Regions from separate parts of the Homo sapiens genome. Here all the other regions are linked to region 3. The links are chromatin contacts, found by Hi-C or POLR2A ChIA-PET in ENCODE. All regions are on one chromosome and are shown on one strand. Each heading gives the region's core, a stretch centred on a gene start or an enhancer-like site at or near the end of the contact. The rest is flanking DNA. Distances are from core to core; before and after follow the strand shown. Region 1 holds the start of DIP2A (disco interacting protein 2 homolog A). Region 2 holds the start of LSS (lanosterol synthase). Region 3 holds the start of ADARB1 (adenosine deaminase RNA specific B1).

Region 1 (3,207 bases), core at 607-3,106, 1.4 Mb before region 3:
ACTCCAGCCTGGGCAACAGAGCAAGACTCCGTCTCAAAAAAAAAAAATGTGCCACATGTCACAACATTGTTAAAAATCTGAATGCTGAATTCAAAATAGTTGCAAGTACATGTTGTATTATATGTAAAACAAGATCACAACAGCATCTACCTCCCTAAGGTTGGCAAGGATTAAATGACTTACTGTATGCTAGTGCATATTATTTAGATGTTTTGAGAAATAACTACCCCAGACCCAGCAAAATCTTATCAATCTGAAACTTAAATTAAGGATAATAAGATTATTTAAAAAATGGATTCTAAAAGCTGAAAATGCATTTAGATCTCAAAAACAGAGTAAGAATCAATTACATGCTTTTCTTCAAGGACTGCAAGTCCTTTCTGACACTGGAGAAGAACTTAACTCTTTCCCAAAGACAGCCAAAAGGAATATCAGGACACAGGCCTTGAAAGGGATAACATCCAAATGGGAAATGCCACCCACCACCTCTGAAGCCAGATTACTCCAGTCTATTTTTATCAACCAACCATTTATACGACTTTTTTTTTTTACTTTAAAAAATTCCATGAGGGGGCTAACAACTCCTAAGTGTTATGTGCTTTGCATATATTAAGGTATTTTAGCCTCATAACAATCCAAAATGGAAAGTGCTGGTATAACCCCACTTTATAGATAATAAAATGAGGCACAGGGTGCAGCTCCTAGAGTATGAGGCGCGCGGCAAGGGCTCCCAGCTCCAAGGGAAGTAGCTGCCTGCGGACAACGGGCGCAGTCATCCTGGTGAAGCCCAGACCAAGCCCAGACCTACAGCCTTGAGAAAAGCGGGGCTCACAGCTTGGGGCAAAAGTGGTCATTCCTCTCAAGATTCTCACACCTGTCCAAACGACCTAGTCAAAGCCAGTCCTTGGGGTCGGATCCCATTGGGGGAGCAGCTGGGGATAGGGAAAGGTCTCCAGAAGTTTGGCAGGCGTCCCGGGGTGAGGAGTAAGGGTCCCAGGTGTGAAGGGCCTGGGGGGAGGAGTCCTTGTATGGGGGAGGGGTCCTTGTATGAGAGGCGGGGCAGTGGTCCCTGGTTTGAGGGGCCGCGCGGGTGTCCCGGGGCTGAGGGTCGGGAGTCCGGAGGGGCAGCGCGGGGCTCCCAGGGTGAAGGGCGGGGTCCCCGGGGTGAGGGGCCGCGCGGGGTTCCGGGGGTGAGGGGCAGGAGGTCCCGGGGGTGAGGGGCGGGAGTTCCCGGGGGTAAGGGGCCGGGGTCTCGGGGCGAGGGGTCGTGCTGGGGTCCCACATGAGGGGCGGGGTCCTAGGGTTGAGGAACGGTGTCTCCGGGGCGAGGGGCGGGTTCCAGGGTAGAGGAACCGGGGTCCCGTTGAGGGGCAGAGGTCCCAGGGGCGAGGCCGCGTGGGGGTCCCGGGGGTGAAGGGCGGGGGTCCTGGAGTGAGGGGCCGCGCGGGGGTCCCGGAGTGAGGGGCTGCGCGGGGGACCGGGCTGAGGGCGGGTCGCGGGGGTTGAGGGCGGGGTCCGGCTCACCTTCCGACAGCTCCAGCTCCAGCTCAGCCAGGCTCTCCCGCACCTCGGCAGGCAGCGGCGCCGCCTCCAGCGGGCACCCGCGGTCAGCCATGGCCAGGCCGGCTAGCGTCCGGGCAGAGGCTGGAACCGGACCGGGCCTGGCGGCGGCAGCGCAAACCTCGGCTACGTAGCTCCCCTCAGGCCAACAACCTACATCCGCCAGGCGAGGAGCGGGAGGCGGCGGGACAGGGGCGCGGCCAGGACAGCAACGCACCCGCGCGGGCACGAGCGCGGATGGCTCCGCCGCGCCGCCGCTGCCCCGCGCGCTCCTGAGCGCCCGGCCGGCCCTACACGGGAGCGCGTGCGCGGCGGGAAGGGCGGGTAGCGAGCGCGCGTGCGCAGTGGGTCTCGGGCCCGCGCAGCCCTCCCGGCCCCGCCCAGCAACACCAGAGCCTCGCTTCCATTGGCCCCGAAGACGCGTCGATGCCGCTCCGGGCTCCCATTGGGAGAGGCGGGAGAGCGCCGCTCCCGACAGGCTCTGCGCTGGGCCTGCTTGAGGGTGGCGGGCTTGAGGCGGGCAGGCTGCTTAGTTGCGGCCCGAGGCGCCTAAGTGGGGATGACCAACCCGTGGGCGTTGGCGCTGACCCCTAGGCGCCGCTGGTGGCCCCGCGCGCGGCCCTCCGGCCAGCCCCGCCCCTCTCGGGGCTCCTCCTTGGTCCCCGCGCCATGGCGCGTCCGCGTTGACCGCTGTCTTCCCTTTCGGGCTGTGCTGATCGCGAACGCTGCGCAGTCCGTGGTGGCGTCGAGGCACCTTTCTCGTGCCTTTACCTGTGTTCACTCCTTTGCTTTAAAAAACAGCCCTAGAAGTACACATCGTTGGCCCCGAAGGAGCCCCAGCAGCCATGTCGGACCGCGAGGTGACCTTGGAGGGCGGGAGGACGGACGAGGGGCCTGGCGGAGCTAGACTGAGAGGGCGCCGCCGGCGTCCTGAAGGCCCTGCTCCCCGAATGTGTGGGAGTGTGTCTGACGGTGCGAGGGTGGCTGTGGCGGGGCCTGAGCAGCGTGTCCGTGTCCCGATGCCGCCCGCCTGTTACTGAGTTAGGCAGGAGTGCCCGAGTCTGGCGAACTTCAGCAGTTCTCGTTCCAGAGCTCCACACGAGGTTGGCCAAAGCTTTGCGGGACTTACATACCCTTCTTCCTCCGCCCAGTCCTGCTTCCTTCCCCTTCCTTTCACGGGTGTTGATACCATGTCAACATCCTCGTACCCCAAACTCAGTCGCAGCGTCTGCTTCTGGAGAAACCATTCTGCAGCATTAAAGCTGGTGAGAAGATGGGATTCGAGGCTGCATCACTCACCAGTGGTGAAGTAGGAGGGTGAACTAGTGAAATGGAATCCACGAGTGGGTGAAGTATCAGACATTTCATATATGGTGAACGTAGTAGATAAAAGGAAGGAAAGGGGGATTGGATAGCTATTGCTTAGTGCCAACCGAGACTCTTAAGAATAGTGGTCAGCTGAAGGCAAGCAACAAACAGTTGTAAGCCAGTGAATCTGTCCCGTTACATATAGAGAAGCTTCATTTACTGCAGCAGGTCAAAGACAAGAACCAGGCCCAGGAATTAACATCCCTGTTTGACTGAACTCCAAAAATAGCAAAACACCCAAACAAGGCAATACTCTTCCACTAAGTTTGGATCCCTGCT
Region 2 (2,954 bases), core at 405-2,904, 1.2 Mb before region 3:
TCTGGGTACTCTTTCTGGGGTCTGTGGGTTGACTGGAGGGGTGTCTTCTGGTGGGCACTCAATTGCATAGTGCTTGGTGAGGCAGTTTCATGGCCTAGAGGCTGGGGGATATGTTTGTCTGACTTAACGGGTGATTTAGTAGCTTGCCCTCTTGCTTGCAGATTTAAGCCTTGTCCTTCAAGCTAGGTTTTTAATTTGTGGCAAAGCTGATATTTTGATACCCACCCATCTTATTGCTGTGTCTTTTTCATCCGTTTCTGAACTGGGATAGGAAGAGGTGATTATCCTTGATTGTCTAAAACCCCGCTATTCCACTGTGGGGAAGGTGCCTGTGGGTATTCTTTTGTCCACTCTCTCTTCCAACTTTCTCCTCCGGCTTGCTGTGGCTCACCGCCCCTTCGAAGTTAGGCTGGGGGTAGGAATTGAGGAGTGGGTGCCGAAATGCTCACTAGGCTGGGGCAGTTGTAACTGGATGTCAGGGCTTCTGTGGGCCAGGTGAAGACATGCTGGGGTCTTCTGTGGGTCCTTGACCTGACTTACGGACCACTGGCTGCAGCCTCCAGACGTCAGCCATGTTTCCAACAGTCAGACGCCCCCTGCCCTGTTGCGCCCGGCTGTCCCTTCCAAGTTCGGTCACTCGCTCTGCCTCCATCTTCCTCTTCCCTCTGCTGCTAAGGCTTTTCACCTTTAATTTCTCCTGGGGCCACCCCCAACTCCAGCGACCCCGTGAGCAGCTGAGGCTCTACCGCGCTCGGTCCTGGCCAGCGACGCAGCCCTTCCCTGGCGGGGCTCCAGGGCTTCTGGCCCCTGTGGTCCGCCAGGTGTGGGGGCCCACGGCCTCACCGCGCCTACCCCACTCCCCCCGGCGAAGCTACGCGGCGCTCAGCTTCCCAGGGACGCCGGCGGCGCCCTCGGCTCCTCCGCTCCGCCCCGCCCTCCCCCTGGTCTCGCACTGGAGCCGACGGCCCGCGCCCACCTCACCTCAGGGCGGCCTCCCGCCCCCACCCCCGGCCCCGGCGTCCGGGCAAATCCTGCAGCGCGAGAGCAATTCCCTGCCACCCGACCTTCGCACTCGCTGTCGCTCGCTCGAGCCTCGCTCCCCACGTCCTTCCTTCCGACCCGCGGCTGGACCCTCCTCACAAATTTCTCAGAGAGGCTCACCTCAAAGCGCGGCGCACGAGGCCGGGCTCCCGGGACGCAAGCCTCTAGAGGGCGCGCGAGAGGCCCCGCCCCCGCCCTTCGGCCCCACCCACCAGCCCCGCCCCCACCCGCACCCACCAGGCCCCGCCCCCACCTCCCCACCCACCAGCCCCGCCCCCACCTCCCCACCCACCAGCCCCGCCCCTCATGCCCCGCCAATAAGGCCCCACCCGCCTCCCCCGTCCCGTCGCCTTCACCCACCATCCCCGCTCCCTCAGGCCCCGCCCCACGCCGCATGGGGCACCAAGCGCTCCACCACTGTGGTCGCCTGGCACACCCCGGGGTCACGCTCGCGGCGCTCTGATTGGTTGCGTGGGCGTCGGCCCACCTAAGCCTGAGCGCCTGCCGAGGCCTGCGCCTGCGTAGTGCGCGCGGGAGGGGCGGGAGGGGCGGGAGGGGCGGGAGGGGCGGGGCTGGGCGGCAGGTCCCGGGTGCGGACATCTGGCAGCTGGCAGTGGGCGGCGTAGAGCACTGCAGCAGCAATGACGGAGGGCACGTGAGTCCCCTCGCCCCGGGCTCCTGACGAATGCGGGGTGGTCCTAGGTGCTGAGGAGAGCGCGACTGGGGCAGTGGGCCGGCGGCCGGCGTTGGGGCGGGGCCTGGGTCGCTGATGGCCGGTGGTCCTCAGGTGTCTGCGGCGCCGAGGGGGCCCCTACAAGACCGAGCCCGCCACCGACCTCGGCCGCTGGCGACTCAACTGCGAGAGGGGCCGGCAGACGTGGACCTACCTGCAGGACGAGCGCGCCGGCCGCGAGCAGACCGGCCTGGAAGCCTACGCCCTGGGGCTGGACACCGTAAGTTGCTTCCGCGGAGCGTCAGCGAGCTCGGGACCCTGAGGGGTGAGCCGTGAGGAGCACGTTTTCTCTCAGAAAGGCGGGTGGGAGGACCCGGCCAGCGACGCCCATCCCCAAGGCGAGCGCCCACGGGAACTGCGTTCGCGGGCCCCTCCGCTTCAGCCCCTTCATCTCTAAACCACGCATAGGAGACTCCTAATGTTTTATTTTTTAGCACCTTATTTTGAGATAATTTTTGACTTATAGGAGAGTTGCAAAGATAGTTGTAACTTTGTTTTTATTCACAAAAAGTGTTTGGATCCACTGTCTTAGTTGTGTGCATTGTAAGAGATTTTGGTCGTCAGAGTCTGCAGTGTAAACAGGGTCTCCTGCCGAGCCCCGGCCACCGAGGGAAAGGCTGTGCCGCCCCTTGGGCCCTCTTTGAGAGGCCCGAGTCCCAGGCCCAGGTCGGCACCCGTGCCCCACCCTACAGTCTGGGTGCCTGGTTTATTCCAGACATCTTGGAGAAGTTGTGAAGAATACATGACTGGCAAATAAAGCAACGAAAATGTGCAGCTGTTCTTTTACTTTGCTGAGGTGTGATGCTCTCATCAAAGAGTTTCAGACTTTTGATGGAAACAGCTGAAACTTTTAAAGTAATTTACATTCACTGTTTTGACTTGGGCTGTATGTGAAGAGGGTTCCTCTGGCCGGGCAACAGTCCCGTCAGCTATCTCTTTTTTTTTTTTTCGATCTCTTTGCAGAAGAATTACTTTAAGGACTTGCCCAAAGCCCACACCGCCTTTGAGGGGGCTCTGAACGGGATGACATTTTACGTGGGGCTGCAGGCTGAGGATGGGCACTGGACGGGTGATTATGGTGGCCCACTTTTCCTCCTGCCAGGTAGGAGTATGCTGCCCCAGCCTGATGGTATGGCCACCCTGGATCACCCTTGGGATCCTGGCCCAGCCTGGTCTAGGG
Region 3 (2,917 bases), core at 412-2,911:
TTATCCAAGAAGGAACTGTATCAGCCAAGCTTTTATCCTTTCTTCCTTCTCCCTTTCCCCTCTGGGAAACCCTCAGCAGGCAAAAAGGATACAGCAGTCTCAACCCCAAGGAAAAGATGGTCATCAAAAGACAATTAGCTTTTCTATCTCCTAGAAACAACTGCTCTTAAGACAACCTAGCGTTTTGGAAAATGCAGCTCTGGGTGGCACCTTTCGAAGCAATAAAACATACGGCAAAATTTAAGAGGAAACAAAGAGGATTAAATACATATTTGTATTCTCAATTAAAAAAACTACGGTTCTATCATCTTAATTATGGAGTTAAACGTTAAAGAAACAAGTTTGATATCATGCCACTTTTCGTTATACTTCGAGAACGGAATGCAATAATGGTTAGTAAGAAGGAAGTAAAATGCCTGTATCAGAAGTAACAGCCCAAACCTGCTGACCAAAAATATTAACTGGGAACTAAACACCACGGTGCAGATCTCCGACATAGAAACCTGGACAGGAACACGTTTTAGGTTAGGTTTTCCAGCGTGTAAATCGGGACTCCAACACGTTTCAGCGTCCACAGCCCAATCTGACACCTTCCCTCGCACCCATCCACCACGCAATAATTTTCCTTCTGATGTGAACACGTCAAAAGTCACCTCGGGCCCCCAACTGCCCCAGATTGCTCCCGATCGCTGCAGACGCCCGGCACCCGCAGGAACTTCCCTGGCCCGGGCCGCCCGCGGCGCAGAGCATCCCGCGCGGACACTGCGCCCTCGGAAGGACACGCAGGACCGTCCAGGGCGCAGACTCGTCCCCAACGCAGTCTCCACTCCCGTGGCACAGCGTCCCCTCCCAAGGCAGCCTCCCCTGCCCGGGCCCAGCCTCATCCCGGGCGCAGCCTGCCGTCCCCCGGCGCAGCGTCCCATGCCGGGCGGAGCGTCTCCCCAGGGACATAGCCTACCGTCCCCAGGCGCAGCCTTGTTGCCAACGCAGCCTCCCGTTCCCCGGCGCAACCTTGTACCCGGGGCAGCCTCTGGTCCCCGGGCGCAGCCTCGTCCCCAGCGCAGCCTCCGATCTCCAGGGCACACCGTCCCCTCCCCAAAACGCAGTCTCGGTCCCCAGGGCGCAGCCTCGTCCCGGCGCACCTGCCCTCCCCGCGGCGCAGCGCGGCGCATCCCACGCGGACTCGGCGCCCTCGGGAGGGGACGCGGGGCCGCCCGGGCGCAGCTTCCTCCGGGAGCCGAGCGCCGGAGCAGACGGGCGACCCAGGAGGGTGGGTGCGAGGCGGTGCCGCGGCACCCTCGCTTCTCCGCGGGCGCCCTCCGCTCCCGGGACGGCCCGCAGCTCCGGCCCCACCACCAGTCCCTGCCCGGCGCTTACATAAACGCCGCCACCGCGGGGTCCGGAGCCCGCGCCCGCCCGAGCCGCCGCGGCCCCGCGCCGCCCTCACCTCAGCCGCAGCCGCGCCGCGCCTGGTCCTCCGCACGCGCGCCCCACGCTTCGGCCGCAGTCTCGCGCCGGGCGGCGCTCTGCCTCGTTGGTTGTGCGCAGCGGCGCGGCGTGGCCGTGGCCTCGCGCGGCCCGGAGCCCCGGCCGCCAACCTGGCCGCTTGGCCGCCGCTGCCGCCGCCGCCGCCGCCGCCGCCACGGCCGCCTCAGCGCCTCAGCCCCGCCGCCGGCGGCTCCGCCCCCTCCCCGCCCCCGCCGGCCCGCCGGGCGCGCGCACGCCGAGGGGGCGGGGGCGGCGCAGCGACGCCGGACGTGCGCGCGCTGGGGCGCCCGTGTCTGTCGTGGGCAGCCGGAGCTGTGGCACCTCCCTCACGACCACCTGCGGCGGACGGGCGCGGGGCCGTTGGGGCTGGAGCGCGGCCGGAGCTGAGAGACCGCGGCTGGGCGGCTCCGGAGCGTGGGGCGAGAGCGCGGGACCGGCCTGGCGTCGCGGCGCCGCCCGCCCGAGCGCGGCTGAGGAGACTCTGCCCGCCTTCGTTTTGGGGACGGGGTCTCACTGTCGCCCAGACTGGAGCGCGGTGGACCTCCGAGCTCACGCGATCCTGCCGCCTCAGCCTCCCTGGTAGCTGGGACCGCAGGCGCCCGGCGATTGGCGTTTGCGTTTTGCGGAGGTGGCGTCTCGCGGTGCTGCCCAGGCTCCCGGGCCCCCGCGCTCCTCCCTGCAGCGGGCGCTGCCCCCGCCGAGCCCCCGCCGAGCCCCCGCCGAGCCCCCGCCGAGCCCCCGCCGAGCCCCCGCCGAGCCCCCGCCGAGCCACCCCTGCTTCTCCCTCTCCCGGAGTTGCCTGGGACACGCGGGTCCCGCCGGCCCCCTCTCCCCGCCCGTCATCCTCACTGTAGACTCCGGGAGAACCAGGTCGCGGCCCAGGACCCTGGCTGGACACGGTTCCCGCCGTCTCCTGTTTAGTCCGCACTGACACTAGCAGCTGCTCCAGTTACCAACGTTTAGGTGATGGTGGTTTTGTTTGATTTTTTTTGTTTGTTTGTTTGTTTTAGGTTGATAGTAAAAGCATTTTTTTATAGCATATGCAATAGACCTACTCTTCGATTTATCTATATTTACTGACTGTTCCACAGTTATACCAAGAAATGTTTACACAGATGATGATAAGCATATGTAGAAATGCAACGTTTTCACTGACCGGAATAACCAGCTCCAGGCTGCAGTTCTCTGCACGAAGATAAAGTTTGATAGGCAAACTTGGCAGCTCCTGACCGCGGCGACCTGAGCCCAGAGGAGCAGCCGGGGGCGGTGGGCAGAGCCAGGTGTGGACAAGCGGGTGGGTCCCGCACCTGGGTGGGGGAAGCGGCAGGTTCCAGGGTCAAATTGAGGTTGTACTAGCCCTGGCCTCCAAACCTCAGGCGGCCCACTCTGCCCTCGGCCTCTTTCCTCCCTTGTAAAGTGGGGAGTAAGA

Evidence for each region. A loop is a pair of places that touch in the nucleus more often than their neighbours do. ChIA-PET counts read pairs that join two places held with the same protein, here RNA polymerase II (POLR2A). Pooled maps may share reads with other maps.
Region 1: a loop to region 3 is called in a pooled map, with 7 times the contacts of the local background. The contact joins the promoter of DIP2A here to the promoter of ADARB1 in region 3. A Hi-C loop is called at or near these places in 6 of 50 pooled maps. POLR2A ChIA-PET finds 5 or more read pairs at or near these places in 2 of 52 experiments (H1 and activated T-cell).
Region 2: a pooled map shows a loop between it and region 3 (9-fold over the local background). The contact joins the promoter of LSS here to the promoter of ADARB1 in region 3. A Hi-C loop is called at or near these places in 4 of 50 pooled maps.

Annotation. Positions count from the first base shown.
Region 1 is chr21:46,457,540-46,460,746 of GRCh38, reverse strand. DIP2A (disco interacting protein 2 homolog A) reads right to left here and starts at 1,856. Exons shown (of 38, transcript NM_015151.4): 1 at 1,525-1,856. The coding sequence starts at 1,615. LOC124905046 (a long non-coding RNA gene) reads left to right here and starts at 2,034. Exons shown (of 2, transcript XR_007067915.1): 1 at 2,034-2,420. RefSeq lists enhancers at 663-732, 2,503-2,642 and silencers at 1,453-1,522, 1,713-2,262.
Region 2 is chr21:46,227,474-46,230,427 of GRCh38, reverse strand. It overlaps LSS (lanosterol synthase), which reads left to right and starts at 1,654. Exons shown (of 22, transcript NM_002340.6): 1 at 1,654-1,696; 2 at 1,829-1,994; 3 at 2,738-2,876. The coding sequence starts at 1,683. It overlaps MCM3AP-AS1 (MCM3AP antisense RNA 1), which reads right to left and starts at 1,197. Exons shown (of 4, transcript NR_110565.1): 1 at 1,162-1,197; 2 at 1-101. RefSeq lists silencers at 850-1,289, 1,350-1,609, 1,620-1,789, 1,850-1,899 and enhancers at 1,319-1,613, 2,330-2,399.
Region 3 is chr21:45,073,324-45,076,240 of GRCh38, reverse strand. It overlaps ADARB1 (adenosine deaminase RNA specific B1), which reads right to left and starts at 1,661. Exons shown (of 11, transcript NM_001112.4): 1 at 1,448-1,661. It overlaps LOC105372836 (a long non-coding RNA gene), which reads left to right and starts at 2,500. Exons shown (of 5, transcript XR_937796.3): 1 at 2,500-2,768. RefSeq lists silencers at 1,708-1,907, 1,928-2,017.